2 separate regions of the Mus musculus genome follow, and region 1 is linked to region 2. The links are chromatin loops, found by intact Hi-C in ENCODE. Cell type or tissue: left cerebral cortex. All regions are shown on one strand. Each heading gives the region's core, and the rest is flanking DNA. Links, peaks and the distances in the headings are about the cores only. Region 1 holds the start of Rapgef5 (Rap guanine nucleotide exchange factor (GEF) 5). Region 2 overlaps Rapgef5 (Rap guanine nucleotide exchange factor (GEF) 5).

Region 1 (14,933 bases), core at 4,565-12,564, 50 kb after region 2:
CCAGGCTCTCCCTGTAGCTGAGGATACCCTTGTACTCCTGATACTCCTGCCTCTGCAGCTACAAGCCACCGGGATTCCCCCAGAGGCTCTTTTGATTTCTAAATACCTAGAATTCATCTTATCCTAAAAGAGACTTTCACTAGATAATCATACTGTATTAAAAAGTAAACATGGCAAAGTTGAATTTCTTTAAGGCATTTTATTTATATATCCTCAATTATTTTTATTTTAAGTGGTTCAGTGAGTTTATGACCATACTTCTGATTTCCTAATATGTATTTTTTTTTCCTGCCTTATTTATTTTTAAAGAGACCTGAGTCTTGCCATATTGGCCAGACCACCTCCAACTGCAGCTCCTACATTCAAACAATTCATTCCCTGGCTTCCCCCTCACCAGCAGTGGGGGCTACAGGTACATGCAAACATCTCCAAGTTTCTTAAGTCTCAAGCTTGTTATTATTATTATTACACAAATTCTGGACTATAAGAAATTTGCTTTCCTTCTTCTCTCTGTTTTTCATATAGGCCGAAAGAGACTCTTGCTTGCTTTCTAAATCTCCCCGTGGATACTGTGACACAAAACTAAGAACAGGGACACTTCAGGAACGTGGCTCCCCAGACTTCACCTTCCAGATGACAGCTATTCTGATGAGGTGGCTGGCCACTCAAACTGTGGAAATCAGCACCCACTTCCTGGGGATCACCACTGAGGGCTGGGAAGAAAATGGCTGACACTTTCACTGAGGCTTGAAGTAGTCCATGCAGCTACTATCTAATTTGCCTTGTGTTATGGTTTTTAAGCCTTTCCCTGTTAACACGGAGAAAGATGCTTTAGAGTCAGTCACAGGCGCATTCACCTCTGCTGTCTCCTCGTCACAGAAAGTTCTTACCCTATCTGGCCCATATTTACTCATAGGTGAGCATGCCTCATCCCCTCAAGGGGATTGAGGTTGTAATCCACAGCATACTTGTGAGCTTTGCCGGTGTATCCCCATTTATGAATGATTTAGCGTAATAATACTGGCTACACATATATTCATGAAAAGCCATGTTATCAACTTTGATTATTCACATTAAATTTTACAAATTCTTACAAAAAGCTTCCAGATCTCATATTACCACAGAATTACCAGTATTCACAGTAAAGGGTTGTTATTCAACATTGAAAAAGTTTTTTTTTTCTAAATCACAAATATTCCAAGCCTTTACCAGTGACTTAGTTCCTGCCTTTCCATCTATTTTTAGCTACACAAGATACCAATTACTGCCAACTCAATTTAAGAGACAAGGCAAGTGTGAAATTTTGTTATGCTACCAAAACTTAGACATCACCTAAAATAGTCACTTTATGTTAGAGTATCACATTTTTTAAAAAAACATTCAACTTGACATTGCATAAAAAAGTAAAAAATGTTTGTGCCTACAGTTTCATAAAGACATTTATAAGAGGTAATTTGCCTAGAATAAGCACCTAGCCAAGGAAGGAAAAACCTCAACCCTAGTGTTCCTAGTGTTTTATCTACACTGTCTCTGCACTCAGAAATCTTGGACTGCGGTGTCTCCTTACCAAGGCTCCAGGATTTGGGGGGTCTATCTCCTACAAGAAGACAGGATGGTGGTACTACCACACTGTCTCAGCCCCTCTTCTATCACAGTGATAAAACATAATGGAAGCGACATACCAAAGAAAGAGTGTTTAGAGACCTAACCCAGAGGATTAGAGTCCATGATGGTGGTGCAAAGGCACGGTGGCAGGAACAGCTGAGAGCTCACATCTGGATCCACAAGCAGGAGGCAGAGAGAGAACACTGGGAATGGCCAATGTCTTCTGAAACTTCAAAGCCTAACCCCTGTGACACACCTCCTCCAACAAGGTCACAACTGTTTCTTCCCAAACGGTTCCACAAAATAGAAACAAGTATGCAAACCTATGAGCAGATGGCACCGTTCTCACCCAAACCCTCACAAACACCTTTGTTTTTCCACAACCAAAGTCTGTTGCAGGAGATGGAGGAACATGAAAACACAGAAAGGAAGTAAACAAAGTGTTAATTTGCCATTTTGTTCTTGTACTAAAATATGACAAAATTAAAATAGAATAAACGAATCTACAGTTTCCTTCCTTCCCAAATAAGTACTTTTGGGAGTGACAACCATAGAGGATTTTAATGTGGTAGTGGTGGGTTTTGTTCTTATTGTTTCTGAGATGAGGTCTCACAGTAGCTCAAGCTAGCCCGGTGCTATGTAGCCTAGGAAGGCCTCTGCAGTCTTCCTGTCTTAGCATGGCAAGCACTGGGATTATAGATGTGAACCACTATGACAAGCTGTTACTACAGAATGTTAAAATTGATTCTTTGTTTCCATGGGGCTGGCCTCTGCAAAATTACCAACCACAAATTAAAAATAGTTGGGGAATGGGAGGGCCCACACATACAAACTTTTTTCTTCCTTGACATGAGTTTCTAAAATACAACAAAAAAACTACTGGCAAAGCATTAGCATCATATTGGATCTCATAAGCAATCTAGATGACAAAGTTATGTGTGTAGGTTATGTGCGAGCACTGTTCCATTTTATATAAGGGAGATGAGCATCAGCAATTGGTACCTATGAGAGGTCCTAGTACCAGAGTCCCTTGGATAATGGGGACCACACTTAACTTTATGTGAAGCTATGGTTAACAGAGTTTTAAAATACTGGGTCGAGCTAGCAATCTGTCAGCAAGCAGATGCAAGGATGTCATGGTTCTCAGGGAAGTTCATCACATTTTCTTCTTGTCTGCTCTGACTCACCTTGCCTACAAGCCTCCATTAATGGTTTGGTTTTCTTACAGGATACCATGAACAGACAAAGAAGTAAGCTGGCCAATGCACGAGGCACAAGGTTGACCTTTATTATGGAGGTGAGGCTGGTGATTTTTTTTTTCTTCTTTGTTCAGAACATTCTGACAGCTATTTTTAATTCTGGCAAGTATTAGTTACCATTCACTCATACCCGTAATGTTTCCCCCACTTTCCCTGGCCCATACCCAAATAGGTCAGGGAGAGCCTGTTTGTGCTAAATTGAAAGAAAAGTTAGTCTGGCTTTGTACCAATTTGTTGAGCAGTCTCAGAGTAGCAAGGTGCTACCAGCAAGTCCCAGAAGCTATAGCAGTTTACAGAGCCTTTGTACTTTCTGTACTAGAGAGCTAGACAGTCTACTCAAAACTATGTCCTATGGGGCCTGACTTGCCTGGATTCAAACTTCCCTCCCTTTTCCCACCTACACAATCTGAGATCTTGGGCAAGCCACCTCCGTGTTTCAGTTTTCACATCTATGGAATGCACATAGCCACATCTAATTTACAAGCCTGTTGCAAGAGCTGAATGAAGTCTCTGCCATAGGTATATACATGATACATGAGTCTCTGAGTTTAATATAAGTACAAAGAACAAATCATGTTTTCAGCTTATAAGGCATATGTTTAAAACAAGTATTAAATGAACATACTGGTGTAGTATGGAGTAGCGTATATTTCTCAATAGTGGAGACAAGTTTCTGGCAGAGGTGGATATTGAGTCACACCCATGGTGTTCCAGTTTGGACAGAGTAAAAGGGTCACTCTGTTTATGTCATCTCAGTAAGATTGCTCATGCCTGCACTCTCAGCATTTGGGAAGCTGAAGTAGGAAGATGCTACATGTTCAAGACCAAGCTGTGAGACACAGTGAGTCCCAGGCTGACCTGATCCCTCAATTTAAAATGGGAGGTGGGGTGGATACCAGTGGTCCTTTCTAGTTTTTGTTCTTCTATTCTGCATCTGCCACAGGGCCACCAGCTAGTGAAGTGCAGTAAGTAAAAGGAGTCACAGAAGGAAAGTAAGCCACCCACCTGAAGAGAAAGTCAAAGGGTGAGCATCTCTAGAGGACTATAGTAAGCTAAGCATAACTATAGGACTATGGTGAAGACTCCATTGTGAAAGCCAGTCACTGAGCATCACAAGAGGACCATGGGGAAGCATCCGTTGGGAAAGCCAATGGCTGAGCATCACTACAGGACCATGATGAAGTCAATGGCTGAGCATCACTAAAGGACCATAATAAGCAGAGCATCTCTACAGGACCATGGTGAAAAGTCCATCACTAGAAGACAATGGGCAAACATCTACTGTGAAAGCTAATGGCTGAGCATCACTAGAGAACCATGATGAAGCCAATGGCTGAGCATCACTAGCAGACATTGTTGTCCACTGTGAACAACTGAATCAGCTACCTACTGTAAATAAAGCACTTTGAGATAAAGAAGAGCATCCCAGAGTCTAAGAGGAAACATGCCAGTAGTAAAACCCAAAATATGTCACTCCCAGCATCTGACAGCATATAGAGAAAGATGGAGTGGTCATCAACACCTATTCTACACCATCAATTTTGGAAATAGCCTGGTTAGAAATATCTTTAAAGAATTTCAAAAATTAAGGTAGAAGGCCAAGACCAAGGGGGGAAAGAGATAGACACTAAAAGAAGCAAAACATTCGAGAAATAAACTATTTTTGCTAATACATTTTTTAAAAGATTTGTGATCCTTAGACAGATGGGCAGTTTCAAATGTGAGGGCGAAAATGGACATGATAAATCAGAAAGTATAAAGGCTTCTAGTCTACTGAGACCATATGCTAAGTATGGGGGAGAAGAGGACACACGCTCAAGAGAGAATTTGCCACAACAGACTGGAACAAATGCATTAATTCCTGATGACACTAAGAAAAGAACAACTGTGGTTATCTTAAGAAAAGAACAACTCTGGCTATTCATGAAGGCTGTTAGTAATTAAAGCATTACTATGAAAAATGATACATGGGGAAAACAGGATTCCCCCCTTCTTTCCTATGCAGCCTGAATGCTGGAAAATCCAAATAATTCCTGGTAGAATGCACTTACGAACACTGTTCCAAATAATAGGTGCAACAGGAATGATGTATTCAGACTGTCGATGTATTTGCACTCCCTAATGAAGATGACTTCAGGAATTAAGAAACTAAAACCATCAGGTGAAAGGTAGAAGGGAAAGTGACATCATCTGCGTCAATCAGTCAGTCCTCACTACTCCGGAAGAATCCTGACCTATCAGCACCACAAAATGACAGGGACACCTAGCACAGTACTACTCAAAAACGGTATGTGCTTTTGAATCCAGTCCAGCCTCCGTATGGAATTGTCAGGTTATAGGGATGGAAGAATGGGTTAACTAACACCCAGAAAGTAGGACAGAGTCCTGGACTAAGGATCCAATTTGTCTTGCAAATCAATATCATTAAAAAAAAGAGGGTGGAGTCTGTTATAAAATAAAACGGACTTAAAAGTTCAAGAATCAAAATCAACATGTGGCACTCTTAGTTTCTGATTCTAATAATAACAGCTAGACAGGCATCTTCAGGAGGATTTGCATGTAGGAACTGTGCTAAGAAATGTTAACTGTCTTAGGAACGAAAAAGTCACAAGTGCTTTGTTTTGTTTATTTGTTTGACTTGTTTTATTTTAAATAGGAGTGCAGAGCTCACTCTGTAGCCAAAGCTTGCAATTTTGACAGACTTGTGTTCTAGATACAGCCATAAGCTACCATGCTGGCACAGAGGAGGGTGCTGGTGGCTGTAAGGTCCTTATCAGAGGTGTCAGATGCAATTTTTATGAAGTAACTCAGAGGTTGCTTTAAATTATACCAGAAACAACCCCCTCCCCATCCCATCCCTTACCACAAATGAAACAAGATTTGGTATAATGGGATTCCAGAATACCTGGTGTTGCCATTGATGTTTAAAAATGTTTCCATAGCAAAATGTAGCCGTAGTAAAAAGTAGCAAGTCTTCCTACAATGCAAACCTTAGCTTTTGCTTTTCTTGTCCAAAGGAGGTGCAGTCTTCTCAATGAGTATGCACAGTGAATTCAATACCATTAGAAACAACAGAACAGAGGAACCAGGGAACCAAGGAAGTGTGCTGTATTAACCAAATGACAGGTTAACTTGTCCCAGAAAGAGACACTCTGTAAGGTACTGGGCTGAACAACACAGTCCATAGAGAGCTGAGTTGATGTTGGATGGTCTCAAACTGTGGGAGTCTCAGACAACATGGACAACAGCATAGGAACTACTAGGTCAGATTTTGGTATGATTCAACCTCTTCACCAACAGTGCAATACTCAGAGCTGCTTTGTGCCGAGTGAACTTCTATGAACAGAGATCACTCAGCTCAAATCCGTAGGTACGGCCTCACAGTTTTCATTGAGTCTCTGAGTCATGCTGCCATTACATTAATATCAGTGTCCCAATCAAGGGGACTACCCAGTTAATATCAGATGTTCATCACCTGCCAATCAGCCTGGGATATATTTTACTATTTCTCTCTTCCTCTCAAACCCCTTCTTATGGACATTTACATCATCCATACTATTCTTAAGTTGAAGCTCAAACCCTTACTGTGATGACATATGGAAATTGGGGGGGGGGTGTGGAATACTGTGATGGAAATCTTTGGCAGTATTTAGATTGTATTTGGTTGTGAGGGTGAGGGCCTCATGGTAAGATTAGTGGCTTTATAAAAAGAGGACAAGATTGTCTTTGACCCTGCTGAAGAAAAGCCATAAGAATGGGTAGAGGAAAAATGGGCCCCTGCAAGGCAGACAATGCCCTGTACAGAAACAAAACTAGCCTGAACAGAGCTTGGGTTTGCCAGATTTCATAACTGTGAGAAAATAAACATCTCTTCAGGCCATCAAGTTTAGGGTATTGTGTTACAGTGTCTCAAGCTGCATGACACAGAGCACATGATTTTACTTTGTTTCCCTTCTTTCAAACTCCTTCCTACCCCTTTGACAATGAGGGTTACAAAAATCGCAACAGTAGTTGCTCTAGTTAGTGTTTTTCAACAGGACAACCAAGCTATAGTTATCTGGGACTCTCAACTGAGAAAAGACCTCAATCAGATGGCCTGTAGGCAAGTCTGTAGGGCATTTTCTTGATTTGCTGATTGATGTGGGTGGATGCTGCCTACTCTCAATAGTGACACCCCTGGGCAGGCTGAGGAAGCCATGGTGAGCAATCCAGTAAGCAACACTCCTCCATGGCCTCCGCTTCAGTTCCTGACTCCAGGTTCCTGTCTTGAGTTCCTCCCCCAAGTTTCACTTTTTTACAGTTGATAAACTGTAAGCTATAAGATGAAATAAACCTTTCTTCCCATGCTTTTGTTTATGGTGTTTTATCACAGCAACAGAAAGCAAACTAAAATAGTCTCCCCTGAAGCAGAAGGAGGGAGAAACTGATAAAAGTGGGAGTTTCCCAACAGTGAAAAACTTGACACTCAATCTTTTAAGAGAGACATGCATTTAAGCTCTTAAAGAACTAATACAATGTAGTGTGACTGAAGAAGAATTAGTAAAGTAGCTTGTTTGAAGAGCCCATATACAGAGTAGTTTGAAAGTTAGGGCCAGTCTGCATATTGACAGGGCAAACATCATCATCCCAGGCAGCAAGAAACTAGAGTCCCTGTGTAGATGAATGCTGCAGATGGATCTGTGGACAATTCCTGTCACAGACTTCCCGGCTGCCCATGTCTTCAGCATTCTGTGCCGTGGAAAAGTAACTGTCAAGGATAATAGGAACACAATTTGACCTACTTTCTCCTAGATTCTTGCAAAGTCTATAATTCTGGGTCTTGTGTTTATTTAGCCACCCTATCTTGAGGACACACTTCCTGCCTTTCTTTGTAAGCAATCCTATACACCACACATCAAGATTACTGTGTGGAGTGGATGGAGTTAGGGATTCTTATGGAAGAGTAGGGGAAAGGACTGAGGTCCCGAAGGGGTTAGGAACTCCACAGGAAGACCAAGAGAGTCAACTAGCCTGGATCCTTGAGGCTCTCAAGAGACTGAACCATCAGCCAGAGAACACACACAGGCTGGACCTAGGCCTCCCTACACATATGGAACAGATGTGCAACTTGGTCTTCACATGGGTCCCAAACAACTGGAGAGGGGGTTATCCCAAAAAGTGTTTCCAGTCTGTGGGCTATATTCTTCTAGCTGGACTGCCTTGTCTGGCCTCAGTGGGAGAGGACGTGCCTAGCTCTGCAGTCTTGATGTGCCAGGGTAGGGAAAAAAACCAGGGGAGCCCACCCACTCAGAGAAGGAGAGGGGCGAAGTGTTGTAGGAGGAGGTGACCGGAAGTGGGGGGGCAGTGAGCGGAATGTAACGTGAATTAAAAAACCATGATTACTGTGTGGGCAATTCTAAAACTTTCCTGGTGGCTGACTTAAAAATTATCTAATTGCATGAGAGAATCCTAAGAACAATCCTTTAAGGTAGCACCGAAGAAGAAAATACCTAGGAAAGGGAAAACACAGCCTGGAGAACAAGAACTGTAGCAATTCAGATCCTTGCCCATCTATAGGAAGCCACGACAGAACAAATGCTTCCTCAGCCCTTAGGTTTCCGCAAGCCAATAACATCACAGGAGCTGTGAGTCTCCAACTACTGTCTCCTTTCATGACATATAACTAAGACTTCTAGTCAAAAAAAAAAAAAATCACACCATTGTTACGATTTTTCAGTAAATACTACATAATAATCAAAAAATAATTTTTAAAAAAAGTATGAGTAGGATGTACCAAGGTATTCCCAAGCTCTGCTGAGTAGGAAGGAAGTCAGTGAGAGCTTACTGGGGCTTTCTTGAGTGGCTTGAGGATCACCAGGATGACAAGCAGGCCCTCCTTTTAACATAAAAAACATGTCTGGCCTGCTCAGGTCGTGAGATGCACTTACAACACAAGGAATGCTCCTTCACCAGGAAGTCATATCTGAACACACCATCAGAAAGTCGATATTTGAGATTCCCGGGGGTCCGACCCTCTCCCGCTCTAGGGGGCGTCCCGGAGTACTGAGTGCTCCCAGCGCTAGCAGCTCACCCAAGCTCTTCCAACTCCTAAGTCTCCCCCTCAGCAGTGGCGGCTGCCAGGGCAGTCCCGACGCCCAGACACTGCTGAGTCTTCCAAAACAAGCACGCACGTCGCAGGCCACCTGCAAACAGGACCTGCGGGAGGCCTAAGACTTTCTGTGAGACGGGGCTGGTTGACTCAGTCACCGGACACCTGCAGCTTCCCCACAGAAAGCAGCAAACAGCCCTTCTTCCTGCGATGCCCCGGCGCCCGGGTGCGCTCAGGTGCATCTAGGGGGAAGGGTGGCCGTCGCAGCCCGAGGGGCGCCCCCTAACCCCGACGTCCCAGGCCCCGCTCCAGCGGAGTCCCGCCACCTCCCCAACTTCCAGCCACGGCGTGGCGGGCCCGCGGGGCAGTCGAGGGCTCCACGTGCGCGCCCGGGCCACTCACCCGGGCGCCGGCGGCGCTCCGCTTCCTCCGCAGCGTGAGCCCGCTCCGCAGCAGCGCAGGCAGGTCCCTGAGGCGCGGCCGCAGAGACGCGGCGGGCGGCTCGCGCTCCGGCTCCCGGGCGCTCGGGCTGCGGCGCAGAGGGCCATCGGCCGGGGCCGCCGAGGCCAGGGCCGGACTCTCGCAAGGCGGCTGCATCTTGACAGAGCCCACCGCCATCCTGATGCCCTGACGGTTGCGGCGGCGCCCGCGGCTGCTCTCCTCCGCGCTCGCCTCCGCGCCTTCGCCAGGCAGCGAGAGGGCGCGACTGCGGCTCAGGCGCGGGACGCGCTGCCAGCCGCTGCCCATTGGCGCGCGCCCGGCTGGGAGCCTCGGCCCCGCGCACCGCCCCGGCCCCGCCCAGGTGCTCCCCGCCCCGCCCCGCCGCTCACCTCCGGACGGCTGAGACACTCCCACCGCCCGCGGAAGGGGCCCTGGAGCGGCGAGTGCTCTGAGCCTGCATAGGTGCGCCATTCCCAAAAACCTCCTCCCGGACCCATTCCCCCGAGTCTAAAAAGTCCCTTTGCTCCAGCCAGGAGTGGCCTGGACTGCGACCCAGAAGGCTCAGAGGTCTTCCTCCCTCCGGCGCTTAGCCTAGCCCCACAGCACAGTCGGTATCCTAGAAAATGTTCAGAATTGGTTTCTTGGGACAACATTGCCCACTCAGTGGTCGGTAGGCGCGCTCCTCATAAAAGGGGGAGCGGAGAAAACTAGTTGGGTTTGATGGGTGCTTAGTAAAATAGGTGCAAGTCTGGTGGCCCGAAGATGAATCTCTGTTGACATGTTGGAACCTGACCTCCCTGGAAGCCTTCTGTGTCTGGTGAATGTGCTTGGTAAACTGTAAAGGCTTAGCGCAGCATGAATCACTGCTTATACAATTCCAGGAGGTAGGAATTGTGGAGTGCTCAGTGGAAACCATTCCAGGAAGGCCTTCAACTCCAAGGGGTTGTGAATCTTCAACAAGGCCTTTAACCCCTCAGCACTAGGACGCTGAGACCCACTCTTTACCTATGACCGCCAAAGATCTGAAAAACCTTTAAAATGACAAGTAAGGATCCTTGACAAGGTTACTATCTCACACAGCAGATGTTTGGCCAAGTGCACACGGGAAATGTGGCCGAGTAGGGAGAGTGGAGATCTTGCCCTTAAGAAAAGGGAAATTCAGCCTGATGTAGATAAATACTAAGAGGAAATCAGGTAGTCCCTAAACTCTTGCTAATTATCAAGTGAATGTAAATACTAAAACCTCCTGGGAAGAGCAACCTAAGCCAGGCCAAGAAATTTACACAATGTCTTAAAGCTTAGAGCCCTTCAAGGAGATTTGAAATTGTGATTTCAAACTCTTAGGTGGCTCACATAGGGCCAGAGGGAGCCTTTGGACCTGGAGGCTATGTCCTGTTAGAGAAGGGTGATGTCATAATGAAGAAGTCGGGGGAAATAGAATTTGTGTTGTCCGCTTACTGCAGAAGACTTACATTTTGTCCCCTTAACCTATGTACATTTATTGAGAAGGAGTCAGTAATGAGCTCTATAGTCTGTTATGGTTTCCAAATGTCTGTGATGCAGATTTATCCAAGAATGAAACTCTACATCTGTATCTCTAACATCAGTCTCTTGATTTTTAGGTTAAAATGTGCCAGCTAAGGGGTTGGTACTTGGTTCCAAGGAGTTCCCAGGACACTCCTAGTTAACATTCTGATCTGTGGGGCCTTCTGCCAGTCATATCATCCCTGAGAAGTAACATTTGAATTATCTATGACTTCACTCCGCTACAGAAGAGATCGCATATGTTCTGTCTCCTAGTTGACATTCTCGGTCTTCACACATGTTCAAGCAGCTTTTTTTCCTTTGGCTTTTTGTTTGTTTTTGTTTTTGTTTTTGTTTTTGTTTTTTTTTTTTTTTTTGAGTCTCCTGTAGCCCAGGCCGACCTGAGCACCGTATGTAGCCGAGGATCACGTTGAACTTTTGGCACCCCTTCTTTGTCTTCCAAGTGCTAGGATTACAGGCTTGCACTGTAATCCTAGATTCACAGATTCACAGATTCACAGTTTTCAATATAAGATTTAGGAGTTTGAAACTTACACCATAGAGTCTATAGAATCGGCCATGCCATGTATCTAAGGCACAACATCAATAAGGACTTTTGAAAAGTCTATTTAGGTTAAAGTAATAAATAATAAAGGCCACACATACTTAGCATAAAAGTAAGCAGGTGGGAACCAGGAAGGTAGTTTGTCTGCTAAGGTGATTGATTGCCTTGCAAGTCCAAGGACCCAAGTTAGATCCTAAGAAACTATGTTCAAAACCAACCAAACAAACAAGCAAACAAGAATAAGGAAGCAGGGCATAATTAGTGTCACCTCTTTTGATCCCAGGGCTGGAGAGGTAAAGACAGGTAGACCCCTGGGGAATTGATGGCCAGCTAGCCTTATCTAAAGGGGTAAGCTCAGGCAAGTAGGAGACTCTATATTTAAAAACAACAACAACAACAAAAAAAAAAATCCAAGTATGAAAAGAACCTGAGAACTGGCAGCCAGGGTTGGCCTCCACATGCATGCACACACATAAGGATATTCACCTACACACGTGCATTTGCACACACACACACACACACACACGATATATCAGAAAGAGCAGGAATCTGTTAGTAGAAAATTCACACCACTCCTTTCAGACAAGCCCACCCCAGCACCCTCTCCTTGCCTTTTGCCCGGAGTACCACCCTTCTGTAATGCTATGCTACAGCGCTTGCATCCTGAAAGGAATATTCTAGGGATTTTTTTTTCCAGCCTTTTGAAACTTGTGGCTGCTGAGCACTTGAAATGTGGCAAGTGTGACTGAAGAACTAGGTTTTTAACTTTATTTAATTTAAATTATATAAATTTAGACAGCAGCATATGGCCACTGGCTATCCAATATGGCACATCCTAGAGATTTCTCTCGCCCAGACCATTCCATTTCTTACATTCAAATGTCACCATTTCAAGGAAGCATTTTATGACCGTGTGATATAAAACCACAGCCCTTCCCAAGCCTTTCACAGAGCTTGTTGCCTTCCAACATTCTACATAATCATTCTATATACTGTACAGACTTAGTCTCTTGCTGCCTCTCTGAAACTAGAAATACACCCTGTGAGAGCAGATTTTTTTTCTTTTGTTTAGTATTTTAGCAGTCGACCACAGTCATTGAATAAGTGAATGCTTTCATGTATGCAAACTCAGTTTTTCAAATAAGGCTTCACCTGGGTTTAAGTAAAATTATCCTGGCGTTGTATTATTGAAAGCTTAAAGACTATGGGTCCTGCATGTACAAACCCCGCAGCACTCTAACAAGACCACTAGCCAGCCTGAAGTCTAAGGAACCAGAGCTGATGATTTTTTACGAATGGAAATGGCATCATCAAGGCTACACTTGTGGAAATGCCTGTCGTGAGAAGCCACAAATTAGACAGGCTTTTTGTAGTGAAGAGAAATTGGAGAGCTGGAAAATGACCCTGACAGTGAACTATCTGCAATGTCATGAGGGCTGAACTGCTGCAAGAGTGGGGCAAAACTGACTGAGATGTTAGATGAGACAAGAGGCAGGAAAGAGGGTACAAAATGGCTTCTCACAGTGCTGCAGACCACACTCTGGGAAGATGACCATGGCCCAAAGTCTATAATGGGACCTTGAAGACTTGGGTCTGGGACTCTACTTCCTTGCATTTGAACAGGCTTGGGAAGGCTTTGTCCCAATGTTTACATGGGGATGATTTCACTAGATCTGTAAATAGCCCTTAATTTGGCCTGGCAGATTCCATTTCCTGCTATCTCAGAACGCTTGTTGGTAGAATGTGCTCACTCAGAAGCCAACTGCCTTGTTTTAAGGGGCCATCGTAGATATGTAGAAAAACCCAGTGTGGAAGGTTTCTGGCAGCTGAATTCCCATTCAACAGCATTATCAAATGTCGACTATCCATAAGCCACTTGAGATGTGCAGCCCAGGCTAGTCTTCAGCATTTGAGGGCAACCAAATTTGAGGAACCTGAGTAAGAGCTACCAGCTGAGCACCATCAACCACTGAATGGGGAGGTAAAATAATAAATTGTATTAATCCCTAAGTATAGAGTATTTATTTTGTAACTATGATGATCAAACACATGGTCAAAACAGAATGTGATTAAAATGAGAAAATGTTCCTTTGAGGGGAGGGAGGTCTATGCATAAAGAAACTATAAAAATGTCTTTACCTAGTGTGGTGGGTCATGTCTTCAGTGCCAGCCAATTAGATAGAAGGAGTGTAAATTCAAAGACAGCCTGAATTATATTGTTATACTCTGTCTCAAAAAGCCAAAGGCTAGGGACACACAGTAGCCCAGTGCTTACCTGGTAAGTGAAAAGCCCTAGCTCCAATCCCTAGCACCAAGGGAAAAATGTTATTGGAGTTGGCCAAAAAGGAAGAAAAGGTAGAATATTTTCTTCATATAATTGTGTTTATATGTACATTTGTGTACATACATTGTGAATGTATTACCTAATCAAACAAGAATTTACTGGCACCATATTTAGAGAAGTCAGAAGGTTGGGCAAGCAGGTTCTGTGGGCTTCAGTTTATACAGCAGCTATACTGGCTAAGTCAGAGGGCACAGGAGTGAAAACCGAGATAATGAGAGGAGAGCATGGGGGTTGGGGAGCTTATGAGGAAGACTGGAGAGCTGTGTCAGATTCAAAGTCATGATGGCTGGATGGGGCAGGAGGTGCACAGGTAGGTTGCCCTTAGAGAACATTCCGCAGATGGCTCTGAATCCCTGGCTGTATAAAATTCAGGATAGTGATTCCCTGGCTTTTCTTCATTTAATTATATACTCCTGTATGATTACCATAAATACCAAAACATCATGGATACACGGGTCGTCCTTTGTGTCTCACTGTTACTTGTCTACCTGCTTGTCCTTGGGCACAATGCACATCAGGCTCATGACTCCTCGGCCGTCACAGCTGCCAGGACGTTGGTGTACCCTCTTCCTAGTACAATCCCTCTTACATACCCAACTCTGAAGTGTGCCTCACTGAAATACCTTTATATTGTTGTATCAGCTTTCAGAAATAAACACGTAATTTCTCTTTTTTATTCAGCTCGGCCAACATCCCAGTATATAATGACTAAAATAGACAGACCTGAGCCTGGCCTCTCTGAGGATCAGAGCTGAGTAGCTAGCTGATCAGAAGACAGATTATGTCACACAAAACTCATTTCCCAGACTGCCTCACCGAGAATGCCAGAGAGAACCATGTGTGTACTTGATACTCATGCTATTTTTGTGATTTGTATGGAATGAATATGCAATTGAGAGAAATGTAGCAAAATAATGAAACATGTTTCAGATCTAAAATGTTAGGCTTACTTTATTTTGGTTTTCAAGAATCACAAATAGAACTATCTGCCCTCACACTGCTCATGACAAACCTGTGTGGTACAGCCCTGTTATTTTTATAGCATATCACGAACCATGCCTCAAGCAAATACTCCCCCCAGGGGGTGATAACATTTCCTTGTGCTAT
Region 2 (14,933 bases), core at 3,627-11,626:
TGCAGCCTACTTTACCTCCTCAGTCACCATGGCTTTTACAGATTAACATCTAGAAGGCCTCTCTCTAGTTTCTAAATCCTGACCAGCATGCCTTGTTTTTCCACCTGTCTTCTCAGTGCCTCCTCACCCCACCCCCACCCCCCACAGGAATCATATGTAATTAAATTAACACCTTGCTGTCCTGTTCCTGCTCCCTTCTCTTTATGGTCCAGAGCACCCTGTGACCATCCATCCTTCCCGCACCCACTGCAGCGATCCAGCCATCAATCACCCTTTCATGCTTCTACCCCTGGTTCTGCTTCCTTCGGTTCAGGCCCTCAACTGCACTGGAATACATATCCATAGCCTCAGTTAACCCATTTGATTGACTCTGGTCTCTCTTGTCCTGTTCTGTCTCCTACAGACACCAAGATTTCCTTTCTAAAATCCAGATTCCTAGATGCCACCCAGAGTACCCTCACTGCCTACTGAGAACAGTTAAGTTTAAAAATAACCTTCCTTCCCTGCTAAGGGGGTCCCCAACTCCCTGCACCAGAAATTTCGTACATCTCAGGGAGCTCAAGGCAAACAGGCAAACAGTGGGGGAGCTGGAAAAACCAGGAAAGCAGCAACTGGTCCCTTACTCTGCTCCCAACACCCCACTGTGGCCACTTGGAACTTAACACCCTGCCCAGCTCTTTAATAAAATGCCAGAATGATAATGTTTGCTTAATATGGCAAATGTAGACAAATTCTTATTTTACATATGCAAAGAACGAAGCAACTCAGGAAAGACCAAGTTTTCACCATCAGATTAAGTAGGAAAAAAAGCAGATAAGGCAGGAAGGCAGCAAGTGCGCCATCTGCAGATTCCCCACTATCACTGGAACAAGAGAGGGAGAAAGCAAGAAGGGAGAGAAGCTGTGATTCTGGCTTGGCAAGTCATTAGTGCAGGGAAACAAAGAGACCCTGGGTGGAAGGCACCTTAAAGGACAGGGAAGTGGTCCTATGAAGAGGGAGCTCTGGCTGAGTATTGGTGGCTGCAGGAAGCGCTGGTCCAGCAGGTGTTTCCTTTAGGAATTACAGGGATGCTTCCCAAGGACTCTGCTTTCCAACAGAAGCAGAGCTAGTAGTTCTCCAAGGGAGTGAATGCACTGAGCTCCAGAGGCAGAGGCTTTTTAAAAGCCTGTGAAATCTAATAATACCTTAGAGTTCTACCATGTGGATGCAAGGATGGCAAAGTCTGTGTTCCTTGTCCCTTGACCTTGTAACCAGAAAACATTATACCCATGTTCACAACCCACACACACGCATACATACATGCACACACACGTGCACATACACATGTGCACACACAGACATACATACACACACAAACACACATGACATACACATACAAGACACATGCACACATACACACACTCATACACACAAATATACACATGCACACACATACAAATACACATGCACACACATATATACAAATACACAGACACACACAACACAAATATACATACATACACATATACACACATACACACATGCACACACACACATACTTGCACACACACACATGACACCCCACAGATCCTCACAACTTGCTCCTCTAACACTGAAGTCTCGATCTTCCTGTCCCACATATGCTTGCACACTCACATACACACACATGTGTGTACACACACACACATGTACACAGACACATCACACCCCAATACTCTCTTCCCACAGTGTTCCCTATCTTAATTGATGGCAGCATTATGTCTCTGGTTAGACATCATCCTTGACCCTCCGGTCCCTTCAACACTGAGGTACACTAGATATACATGCTATATCCATCCTGTACTGCCACTGTCTCTTCCTTCGAGGCATTCTTCTCACCTCTCACGATGTTGATCATTACTGCTGTAATCCTGGCCATGAAGCCAGGGTGGCCTTGAGAACATGTAAGTTAGAGCATGGCCTTCGTCCTCAATGCCTAGAGTCACATGAGAAGAGGGAACCTCAATTCACAGGTCAGACTGACCAGTGGCTGTGCCTTTGAGACACTGTCTGGATCGATGATTGATGTGGGAGGATCCAGCTGCATCATCACTAGACTGGACTAATGAATAAGAAAGCTGTCAACATGAGCTGAAGAGGAAGCTAGTACACAGGGTCCTTCCACGGCTTCTGCTTTAGTCCCTGCTTGATTTCCTGCCATGCCTTCCCTCAGTGATGGACTGTGACCTGGAAGTATAAGCCAAGCCTCTTCCTTCCAAGTTGCTTGGGGTCAGAGCGTTTTATCACAACAGAAAGCAAACTAGAAAAGCTTTTCTGTGCTCAAAAATCCTTACATTGCTTCCTATCTCACACAGATAAAGCGAAAACCATCTTTCGTGCAGAACCATATAACTAATAAAGGTTGAATCTATTCGAGGGAGACGGCATCACTGTTTGATCTGTACAAAGTCTGTGGTTATTAGCATCACCACTCACATGCACACACACACGTAAATACACACACACACACATAACACAAATATACATACATACATATATACATGCATACACATAAATGCACACACAACACAAATTCACATACATACACACACATGCACACACACATATAAACACAAACACATGACATACACACATGTACACACATACACACATATGCATACACACATATACCGGCGCGCACACACACACAACACCCCACAGATCCTCACAACTTGCTCCTCTAACAATGAAGTCTCAATCTTCCTGTCCCACACACAGAACACTGATGTGGTGGTAAGAACTGCTCATTTTACAAAGCAAATACCGATGGGAAAAGAAATTAAGACAGAAAAGAGATTCTTTTTTAATATAATGAATACAAGCTGACTTCTTCAGAGACTATTTTTCCATCGTCAGCCAGCTAGTTATGCTGACAGAAGAAAATTTCTGAGTAGCAATAAACTGTGGCTGTCATGGGCTTCCTGGGCCCTAGTACACAGTGATGATACCAATCGAAAGCTGACTCAAATCTGGTGTCCTTGGACATCTTTTTCACAGTTTATTTTGCAGATGCCTACCACTACTTCAAATACTGGTACAGCAGCCACAAAGGATCAAATTTTCCTGCAATTCCTGTACTGCTTTCAAATGTGGATGTGGCCTGGTAATGATGAGCAATCTGTTCCTATACCTGGATAAGTCTTGTCTAAGACAATGGAGATTTTGGGGGACTCCCCAACTCCATGGCTGTGGGAAGCCACATACCCATTACAAGATGGCGCTGGCTACCGCTGGCCACCGCCTGTAAGTTCGACTCTAGCTGCATATTTATCAAAAGATGGCCTAGTCGGCCATCACTGGAAAGAGATGCCCATTGGACAGGCAAACTTTATATGCCCCAGTACAGGGGAACGCCAGGGCCAAAAAATGGGAATGGGTGGGTAGGGGAGTGGGGGGGGGGGAGGGTGTGGGGGACTTTTGGGATAGCATTGGAAATGTAATTGAGGAAAATACGTAATAACGTCCACACATGGCTGCCAGAGTAATGAGAAATGGCAAAGACCAAGGCCAGTCTGATCTGATAACAGTCTAAAGAGATAAATGGAAACTTTCTTCACCTATGACCCAAGTGCAAAACATGCCAGTTCAATCATGAAAAAAATTTACTACTCAAAAAGTATTTGTTTACCCAGACAGTATTTTTTCCTCTCCAAATGTTCTGAAAATCTAATTAGGATAAGTCATAAGTACAAAGGGCAGATCTGGGACAGGAATGAATGGCAGAGCTGAACTTGAACCCCCAGGTCAGAGCTGTGAAGCATACACTAGGCAGGATTGAGAATTTCCTGTGCTGTTTATATGTGTCAGGGAGAAACTATGGCAGGGTAGGAGAGTGAGGGGCAGAGTAGGAGAGTAAGGGGCAGGGTGGGAGAGTGAGGGGCAGGGTAGGAGAATGAGGGGCAGGGTAGGAGAATGAGGGGCAGGGTAGGAGAGTGAGGGGCAGGGTAGGAGAGTGAGGGGCAGGGTAGAAGAGTGAGGGGCAGGGTAGGGGAGTTAGGGGTAGGGTAGGGGAGTGAGGAGTAGGGTAGAAGAGTGAGGGGCAGGGTAGGAGAGTGAGGGGCAGGGTAGGAGAGTGAGGGGCAGGGTAGAAGAGTGAGGGGCAGGGTAGGGGAGTGAGGGGCAGGGTAGGGGAGTGAGGGGCAGGGTAGTGGAGTAATGGGCAGGGTAGAAGAGTGAGGGGTAGGGTAGGAGAGTGAGGGGTAGGGTAGGGGAGTGAGGGGCAGGGTTGGGGAGTGAGGGGCAGGGTAGGGGAGTGAGGGGCAGGGTAGGGCAGTGAGGGGCAGGGTAGGGGAGTGAGGGGCAGAGTAGGGGAGTGAGGGGCAGGGTAGGGGAGTGAGGGGCAGGGTAGGGGAGTGAGGGGCAGGGTAGGGGAGTGAGGGGCAGGGTAGGGGAGTGAGGAGTAGGGTAGAAGAGTGAGGGGCAGGGTAGGAGAGTGAGGGGCAGGGTAGGAGAGTGAGGAGTAGGGTAGGAGAGTGAGGAGTAGGGTAGGAGAGTGAGGGGCAGGGTAGGAGAGTGAGGAGTAGGGTAGGAGAGTGAGGGGCAGGGTAGGAGAGTGAGGAGTAGGGTAGGAGAGTGAGGGGCAGGGTAGGAGAGTGAGGAGTAGGGTAGGAGAGTGAGGAGTAGGGTAGGAGAGTGAGGAGTAGGGTAGGGGAGCGAGGGGCAGGGTAGGGAGAGGTGAGGAGAGAAGACATAGACCAGCACCTTTTTCTGTGTTTCCCACAAGCAGTAGCAATGAGGCAGGATTAAACAGCCTAAAGAATGGCTAGTTCGATGGGCAGTTGTGGCACATGCCTTTAATCCCAGCACTTGGGAGGTAGAGGTAGGTGGATTTTTGAGTTCGAGGCCAGCCTGGGCTACAGAGTGAGTTCCAGGACAGCCAGGGCTACACAGAGAAACCCTGTCTCGAAAAACAAACAAACAAAAAAAAAAACCATAACAAACAACAAAAAAAGAATGGTTAGTTCAAATAGTTTACCTGACTCTGAGGAACAGGGTTACCCCCATTTGCCTAGTACTTGACCCTGATGTGCATAGGACAGATGGAAAGCCCAAGCCCAGAAGGGGAGACTGGCCTGCAGAATTTGCATTGATTGGTCCGCTTGGTCCACATATTAAAAGGTCTTGTACAGGCATATTCTTTACTAGCCCCCATGAATTGACTGGTCTTCAGAAGGGCATCTTCTCAGGGTCAAGCAAGGCCCCAAACTGCACAGCCTTTGGGACACAAATACCATGCAGTCAGAGAAGTCCCAGGAAGTTTGTGCAAAGGCTACTTTCAAAAGAACAGGAGTCACAGGGTCAAAGATGCTGATTTGTCCAGGCTAATCAGGACTGAAACTCAACCACTTTATTTAGGAACACAGTAAATAGGCTTGCAGTCATCACAAGGAAGTTTTAAGTGGAGAAAGCCTCCTCTCAGACAGGAAAGACTTCATCTCCTCAAAGTGGCCCCATGCTAGCTACCCACCACATCCCACAGGGCACTCTTTGAAAGAGCAGGGAAAGAAGCAGATACTGTATTTGAATAACTTTACTGTATTAGACCAAAGGTAGGAACTCATAAGCTACCCAAGAGGATGAATATTCATGTGGATAACACACACCAGGTCCCTTAACAAAAATAAATAAATAAATAAATAAATAAATAAATAAATAAATAAAAATTTTCTTTGCATGTCCTCTGTATCCCCAGCATTTGCAATCCTTAACAAGCCTTTTAATAGCATGGATGTTACCTGCTTGTAACTGGAAGGCTACGGTTTTATGTATTCAAGGGTCAAGCACAGACTGGAGCCCAGCCTCTTCAAACTTGTGAGGAGAGAAGCAACATACTGTAGCTGAGCCAGGCTTGGCTTTGAAAAGCATCGACTCTCAATCAGGTTCTTATCAGGAAGAACCATCATACAAGTCAGGATGGAATTACTAGGTTGTCTTTCTTGTTACTGTTAATTTCTCAAAGTTTACTCATTCTCTTCTCCTCCTGTCCATAGGTTTTTTTTTTTTTTTTTTTTTAAAGAGTGTCAGGAAAAAGTCCATTCTGGATAACTTAATTTGGGCTTCTGTTTGAATACGGTACTACAACTGGCCTCTTTCCCTGCGGTACCCTGACAACCAACTCAATCCTTTCAAATTATCTCTTTTGGGGGGAATAAAGACTATTTCACAGAGAGTTGGACATTTGTTTCCTCAAACAGGGCAAGAAGCTTGCACAGCACCACCTCTCTTCCTGCTGGGGACACTGTGGACAACATTCTTTTTTTAAATTATAAAATCCCCTTTATTATTTTTTTCCCTCTTTAAAAATACATTTGTAGAGAACAGATTTGTGTTTATACAGGGACATTAAGTGGTTTTCTGGCATCATTTTAAAGTCATTTAGAAAGGATGGCAAATTAGGGGGCCGAATGTGGAATTGCGTAGGTAGAGCTTAATAGCTTTCAAATATCAAAAAGGTTATTAAAAGCACCACAGGATGGAGTTTTTAGCTCATAAATAGAAAACAAGAATCAAAAGACTTCAGAGGACATTTCAGTTAGAAGTCATAAGAGTGAAAGGACATAAAGCTAAGAGAGGCACAGAAGAACGGGTTTTCCTTTTTAAATTACCAACAGTAATAGCAGTGATTTACCAACCACAAGCCTAAGACAGTCCAAGGACATCAGAGAAACTTCATAGGCAAGGTAGGATGTGGGCTCCCCCTGGAGGGCTGGGCAGAACTTACAGGGGGAAAAACAGGCAAAACAGGAAGCAAAGCAGAGCACTCATTGGCAGGGGAGGCTAACAGTGTGGGCTGAAGACCAAAACAAAGGATCCAGGTTGAAGTCAGTTAAGATGAAAGTATGTGCAGGAACCAGGGGAGGTTGTACAACTCAACTGAAAGAGGACAATGTCCCTGGGTATCTTTTCTTTGACCATCCTTTGTTCTAAGTGGGATAGCGCACAGGATGAATATATATCTTCTATCTTCGCTCTCCAGAAGAAAATGGTGGCTTAGTGACTTTATTTTTCTAAGCATGGTACTTATTATAGGAATAAACAGATCCTTGGGTGTCCAGTGACCATTTGTACCGGTAAGTGACTGTGACCAAATACTCCTGTTCAGGCCAAATGGATGAAACTTGCTGACGAATGTGGCATTCTACAGTCCATTCTCAAGCCAGGATCTGCCATTTGCATCCACAGTAATCAGTATGACAGAAGATTGCAAGCAATCTGGAATTGATACTAAGGCTTGAATTTTTAAAATAACTTGCATTTTTTTAAAAAATTAGGGCAGGTTCAGGAGTTACATTACACAAGGCTATCTCAACCACAGACGTTCTAACTTGCTATCTGGGGGGAGGCAAGATAACTCAGTACCCTCCTGCCCCTTCTTTAATCTGAACATAACCAGGGATTTCTACACCTCTACCATGTATAAAAGACAGGAAGTGGTAGAAGAACCCTATCAGAGAATAGCAGTCCCTCAAGGTTAATGTCAGTCACCATGGCTATGTCTGATTAGAAGGGCATGTCAATCCTTCTTAGAGATCGCCTTGGAATTTGCTGAAATGTGCCTTGACCTCTCTTGAATACATATGACCTCTACAAGGAACATATTAAATAAAGGCCACTGTGTTGCCATAATTCAGTGCCACTGGAATCTACACTCCTATTGCATGGCCCTCTGCCTACGGTGGTGAGGACATAATCACAGGCCTCTAACACTTTCATAACTTGTGCTTACAACTCTCAGAAGGGGTGCTGGGATTATCCCCTAGCTTCTGAGAACACATCATAGCAGGTGTAGAAAGCCGAGGTAATAAAGCTAGACCAATGTAAATTCAACCACTAAAACAGCACTTGTTGTCTGTGTGACCTTGGTCAGGTCACTTGACTTCTGTGCCTCGGTTTCCTCACTTACAGTGCCCGTCTTAAAGAATCTTTCTGAAGTGAAGCCAAAACTGCAAGGCATTCTTTTAGTGCAGTGCCTGACATGAAATATGTGCTCAACATCCAACCTTCCTATCAGAAATGTATCACTAGTATAAGATGTTCCTTTGTGAAAAGACTGAATGAACTATTCAATAGGATCACTTTAGCTAATAAGAGAAAGTTATGTTTGCTGTGGTCGGAGGAGTGCATCTCTTGGAATTTGTAGTCTCTACCTGAAAAGTAAGGGCCGTTCACTTGTCTTAAGAGTTAACGGTATGGGACAGTGTGCTGATACCTGAAGAACTCTATTAGTGATTCAGCTGACATTTCAATCTGCAACTCCTTTCTGAAATAAGCTCTTCACTATTGCCAAGGATAAACAAGGCATGTCATTAATCCCCATACCATGACTCAAGGAAGCCTCTGCTAATTAATTTTAACTATTCAGTGATTCACTCTCTTCAGGTGATAATGATTCACATGTTTTGATTTGCCAAACATGGCTTCTAGATTATTTTCAGAAATGTCTGTTGGACTCCTCCTTAGCACAGTCACGACTTGGACAGTGCCTAAGATGTGAGTTATTATTTCATTCCAACTTCGGCCCCGTCATATGTTTAGACCTAATTTAGATCATCTACTCATTTAGCAGTGAATTAGAAGCATCGTGGTGCAGCTGGTAGAACAGGCATGCCTGGGATCAGAATAGCAATGGAGCCATGTAGGAGCCAGAAGGCATCTTCTGCAGTGTGTCTTACCTCCCTGAACTTGGAAAGAGTGTTCCTACCACTCAAACAAGTGGGGATCTGCAGGCAGGCACAGAGCACAGTCCCAGGACAAAGGAGATCTCCTCTAAGAAAGAGCAGCTTACAGGGGTACCTAACAGCACCTACTCACAGGTCACAGATGCCAGCTCTTGCAGGAATGAGATGCACAAGCTCCAGCAATAGCTTCACTCCCTTCTGCCATTCTTCCTCTCTTTCAAATTCGCAGTACAAGTAGCTGCACTCATCCGAAGAAAACTGGTAGAAAACATAATTATCTTGAAAGTATAGATGTTGGTCCACTGTTCGAAGCAAACAAACAAACAAACAAACAAACAAAAAAAAGTTGTGGTTTAGAGTCATAAATCAGATAATAAACCGAAAAGTCCAATAATTAAGGAGAATCCATAGACAAGGCTGTACTCAGACATCTGAGCTTCATTCATGCTTACACGCCCAATCAAAATGAAAGGATGCACTGGCTGGTCAATTTCACTGCTTGAACTTTGATATATTCACATATATGCTATGTTTTCTGCTTCACAGACAGGTGATGACCAAATCAATATCGCTTCAAAGAGAGCGGCAGGCAAAGCCGCATAAACACAGCACGATAGCAAGTTTCAGTTAGCAAGATCAGTGGCTATCAACTGGGGATGATTGTGGTCCTGCTTCAGGGGACCATTGGTGATGTCTAGAGGCATTTTTTGGTAGTCACAATAAAAGGGTGTGCTACCGGCATCGAAAAAGGGAAAAGAAACAGATGCTGGCAAAAATCCTGTATGTACAGGACAGTCCCCCCACAGCAAAGAGTTGTCTAGCTCAAAACGTCCATACTGTCATCGTTGGGAAATCCTGTCTTAAAGGAATCAAACATTAGAGATGCTTCCAAAAGGCATTTACACGAAATGTGTGGCTAACTAGAAACCCAATGCTAGCCAATGAGCCAATAAAAGCTCCCCTCCCCAAAAACAGTTAACTGACTTTCTAAATAAGGTGCAAGGTATTAGTGACTAAGATGACTACAACCATGTCCCCTCTGTATTGTTCTGTAGAGGGAGTTTCCCTAATTATTGCTTGGTTAAATAAAGATGTCAGAAGCTAATCGCTAGGTTTAAAAGAGAAGGCGGGATTTCCAGGCAGGACAGGAAGAGAGCACAGGGAGGACTGGGGGTGGGGGTGGGGGGTGGGGGTGGGGGTGTTGGACGAGGGGGCAGGAGGAGGAGAAGCTGCAGACAAGCAGGTCTCTCCGCACTGATAGTTTGTAGCAACTGCGGAGGCCAAGGTGGATGGGGCAGGATATTCTTCACCTAGCCTTTGAGTTATCTGGTCAGTTTTAAAATATAAAGGTCTCTAGTGTTTTCCTTCCACCCGGCTAAAGGGAGCTAGGGAGCTGGGTGAGGCAGCCATTGCTGCACCAGGCAAGCAGCAAGCGGAAACCTGGAGAGCTAGCTTGGGAGCTGGGTAAGCCACAGAGCCAGCCACAGGGGTGGATGGTCTGTGGAACGTGAGCGGTAGCTCCAGGAATTCTCAGAGGGGGAATGGGCAGGATGGAAGTGGAGCCAGATACGGTGTGATCTCGGAGCTAAGTCGTGCAGGGCTGCAGCCTGCAAGGAGTGCTGGGCAAGGAGACCAGGTAAAGAGAAGCGTGCTTTCTAGAATTGCACACAATATTGTTCTTTCACAATGATACCAGGAATTGACCTCAATATTTATCCTCTATAGAATATCCTGCCCCATCCACCTTGGCCTCCGCAGTTGCTACAAACTATCAGTGGGAAGAAACCTACTTGTTTGCAGCTTCTCCTCCACCTGCCGCCTCGTCCAACCTCTGTACACCCTGTGCTCTCTTCCTGTCCTGCCTGGAAATCCCGCCTTCTCTTTTAAACCCAGGATTAGCTGCTGACATCTTTATTTAGCCAAGCAACAATTTGGAAACAATTAGGCAAATTCCCCCTACAGTATCAACTAGCATCTGAGAAATCGAGATTAAATAAAAAACAAAGATAGTTTGGTTTCTGCTCCTTCAATTCTCCTAGTTCAACTAAGAAGAGAGAGATCGCCATCTATCTGACCTTCTACTTAAACATCACTTTCTGGCCTGTTTGAACAGCTACTTTCACAGCTCACATATCTACATGTTCATGGTTATTTAATTAAAATGGCAAACACATACGGTTCATAAGTCAGTTTCTGATGATTGCATACATCATAATAAGCCATTCATTTGAAGCAACAAAAGATCTCATTGGCAAAAATATGAGCAGAGTAGACAGGGAGAAAGGAAGAGACTTTTACATGTATAAGCCTGCAATCAACAGGTACCTAATCATTTCCACAGAGGGTGTGGGGAAAGTAAACGAATCAAAAAATGATCTGCCATTTTTACTTAGAAAATAATTGTGTAAAAAAATCTGCCTTCAAAAACAATTTCCATCCAGATTATGACATTCTCCGGAAGGTCAAGTACGGTCTGGTCTAGCAGTTTAACAACACAGTGACTGCGTCCTCAAAGTAAGGAACACTCACCGGATGACATAATCCCCATATCCAGTAGGAGCTGCCAGACTCCAATGGCCATAGATCTACACTGGACAAAAGGACAGTGTTCCAGGAGCCAGTCGACCAGCTCTGACCCCACACAGCTTCTCCTGGAACAAAGCAAAGCCACAAGCAATGAGAAATTTCAAAAACGAAACATTGATGTTAGATGCCATTCCTTTCATGAGCGCTCTGTCTCTGAAGTAAGCAAGCCAAGAAAAAAATGGCATTGCCTCTCCTCTACCTTCAGGTTAATGCTAAGATAATGATAAGCATCCAGATATATAGTCCTTTTAAATGAGAACACAGGTGGCAATTAGACCAAACAGTCAATATGAAGTTCTAATTCTATAGGACACCTTTCATGTTAAGGATCACAGTGTTAATTAATTTCTCAGTGCTTCTTTCAATTAGGCAGCATCTTTGGGTTTTGAAAGCACTTTAGCCCATGGATTAAATACTGTCATTTTTTTTTCACATTCTCAAAACACTGAGGCTCCACAGCCTTTTCTGTGTGTCTGATATCACCTGGAACACGGAAGTGTGCAGACATTTGCTCAACAAACCAAACCTCCACATTGCATGAGGTAGCACAGGTGGTCATGAGGAAGTCTCCTAGTCTGAGCCTTTCAACAGCACTATGCTCAGTGGTTTCAGGGAAAAACAAGGGTGCTGTCAGGTGTAGATATTGATATGTCAAAGCTATCTGGAAACTTAGACGCTCACCCCTATCAAATCCTTTAGGTGTTGCTGGTGACCACAAAGACCAAATTCCTCTAACTTTCCTTTCTCATTAGGAAGGGTTCATTCTGTTTGGAACACTGGCTTAGAACAAATATGCTAAAGTGTAGAATTGCTATAACAACCTTAACAGAAAACTGGGTACCATTCCCCAACATAATATTGATTTCATTGTATCTGGTCCCTTTCCGCCCCTCCCTAAACATCATTATGTTTGCAATTGCTCTTACCAACCATCTGACCAGGAAAACCATTAGGGACAACGAGAAACTCTGTCCTTAATATCTCTAAAGCAAATAAAATGAGATGAGCTGCTATGCATTTATTTTCTAATCCCCTGACTTGTTGAGCAGATCTACAACAATCCCGTTTAAAGCTCAAATCTATGGGGCAGGGAGGAGTGGAAAGGATAAAAGCTGAGGTTATTGGAGCACTGCGATCTAAATACTGGCAGTAGTTCTTAGCCATAGTGTGATTTAAGTCTTGTACTCCATCCAGAAGCTTTGGTGGTACACGGAGATATAACCAGAGCTGTGATGCCAGGCAGTAGTACTTCCATACAGAGGTGATGAACTATAGACCCATGTGGTCCTGTGTACATATGGAGGTAATGAGCTACAGACCGGCGCGAGTCCATGGACAGCTACATTTTACCCATCTCTGGGGTGGAAATTTTGTTTTTTCTTGACCTCTTCCTTTCTTCCCATTATGGTTTCTAACTGTCTGTGGTAACACAGACAGTAAACTTTAAAACATAAATGATATAGTGGAGTGCTTAGTGATTCATGTACATAAAAGGAAATAAGGTCTCAGGAACTAACATGCTCTTTCTATAGTACAAACTGAATAGAAACTTTTCAAAGCTTTTATTGTGGATTTTTACCTAGCATACGGGAACACATCGCCTCCATTTACCACCAGTTTAAGTGCTCCATCCCAGACAACCTTATTGGTAATTTGTCTTTAATCCTAGAACACTAGTCAGTCCTTGGACTATAATGGAGAAGACATACAAATACATACTCCCTCCCAACTCTGTTCATATAAAAACCTAAATACATTCTAAATTGGATAGTTCATTTTCCCATGGACCTGCTTAGATCTCCATTTCAATCAGTGCCCACAGAGATTGCTAACAAATTAAAACAAACAAACAAAAACACCCTAAGAACAAAGGTAGACTTTAGCGTAGCCTTCTGTAACTAACATGGATTCTCTGAGCTTGCCTACAACTAGACAAGAAGACTTCCATATACAATGTCAGTTTTAAAGAGTTGGGTGTCACTGTACTTGATGTTTTTACTTTTTTTTTTTTTTTTTTTTTTTTTTAGTTTCAACCTGTGTGTGTGGGTGTGTGTGTGTGTGTGCAGAGGTTTGAATGCAAAATGTCTCCTGTAGACTCATATATTTGGACACTTGGTCCCTGGGGTGGTACTGTTTATAAGGTGACAGAAATTTTAGACCACTAGTTCTCAACCTTCCTAGTGCTGTGGCCTTTTAATATATAGTTCCTGGTGTTGTGGTGACCCACAACCATAAAATTATCTTGTTGCTACTTCATAACTATAATTTGCTACTGTTATAAATTGTAACCTAGATATCTGGTATGCAGACCCTGCTTTAGAAGGTGCAGCCTTGTTAGAGGAAGCACATTGTGGAGGCTGAGCTTCAGGAGTTCATCAGCTCGCCTTCCTTCCTGTTTGTTCTCTCTGCTTCATGCTTGTGGCTAAGATGTGATCTCTCAGCTTCCTGCCCATTCACCTGCTGCTATCTATCCTCTGACATGATGGGTACCATAAGCCAAAATGGACTCTTCCTGAAGCTGGCTGTTGTACTACTGAGCTGGCAGCAGCTGTGATTATGTACCCAAGTTCTCCATAAGACTGGGCTTCTCAACTCCTGGTCATGAAGAAGGTAGGGTTCATAGGGCCCTACACCTTCCTGGGGTTTTATAATTCCACTAAAAACTTATTAATAAAAGGGCAGTCATTTCTTTCAGTGCCATAAAGAACTTGTAAGGTACCAATGTGCCTGGAAACAAACTCCCAACTACACTCATGTAACCTTGCCACCACCCCAACAAAAAGACATGACAATAGAAGAGAGGCTAGTGGGAAACAGGAAGAGGGGCACATGAGTGGGCCTATAATAAGACAGCAGCAGAGGTGGAGATAATAATGACTGAAATTCACTGTGTACAAGTATGAATCCCATTATTATGTATAAATGATGCATGCTAATAAAACATTAAAACATTTGCAGAAACTGGTTACTGTTAAAAGGCATGAAGAAACTTTTTAGAACATAAACACCCTTTGTATATTAATAATGGTTACACAGATGATGACTGCATAGGTATATAGTAAATGAAACTTTATTAGGCAATATACTTTAAGACTTGTGCATTTTTGTGTATAAACTGTACCTCAGACAAGAGTCTTCTTACCCCAAATATCTGGGAATCACTATTCCCAGGATCCAGGCCATCATGAAATATTTTCAATGGAAACATTTGTTTCCCGTGGCCAATGAAAACAACAGGAATAATAAACTGATTTTTTTTACAAGTTAAATTTTTATAGCTAAAAGGAACATCCTTTATTGGTAGAATAAATATGTCCTCCTTTTTGTGATATCTGAGTGCTGTCCCAATTCTGCTATTTCAATGTTATCTCTTTAAGAAAAGCAGCAATAAATAACATTTCCTTTCCTCTTGGTTTTACTGTTATAATTTTCTTTTGGTATCATTCAGCGTTAGTCCATCTTCCTTTGTTTTGTTTTGCTTTAATATTCCACAAGAGTGAAACACATGCTTCAGATGACCTCACAGTAGTAGGTGCAGCCATTTATTAAGACTGGCCATAAACTATTTGTTTCTCCAATACAGATGTGCCTCTATTATTCACTGGCTTAGGAAGCCAGATTGCCATTCTCATTTCACAGTGCAGAGTGGGA

Evidence for each region. Hi-C counts contacts between places; a loop is a spot of excess contacts. Peaks named below come from ENCODE experiments on the same cell type or tissue, not always from the same donor. Only the 100,000 strongest peaks of a DNase experiment are listed, where the experiment ranks them.
Region 1: a loop joins it to region 2, with 4 times the contacts of the local background. A loop is called at or near these places in 6 of 42 quality-filtered maps.

What each region holds. Positions count from the first base shown.
Region 1 is chr12:117,528,655-117,543,587 of GRCm38, reverse strand. It overlaps Rapgef5 (Rap guanine nucleotide exchange factor (GEF) 5), which reads right to left and starts at 9,660. Exons shown (of 26, transcript NM_001373989.1): 1 at 9,355-9,660. The coding sequence starts at 9,570. In left cerebral cortex, for the core only: a CTCF peak has its summit at 8,895; DNase peaks (open chromatin) are centred at 8,943, 9,593, 10,194, 12,279 and 4 more places; H3K4me3 peaks cover 2,761 bases; H3K27ac peaks cover 4,124 bases.
Region 2 is chr12:117,578,108-117,593,040 of GRCm38, reverse strand. Rapgef5 (Rap guanine nucleotide exchange factor (GEF) 5) reads right to left here. Exons shown (of 26, transcript NM_001373989.1): 4 at 11,226-11,347; 5 at 8,830-8,998. Among named protein-coding and RNA genes, the nearest start is that of Rapgef5, 52 kb to the right of the region's middle. In left cerebral cortex, for the core only: a CTCF peak has its summit at 6,717 (motif pointing left); DNase peaks (open chromatin) are centred at 6,719 and 8,549; H3K27ac peaks cover 701 bases.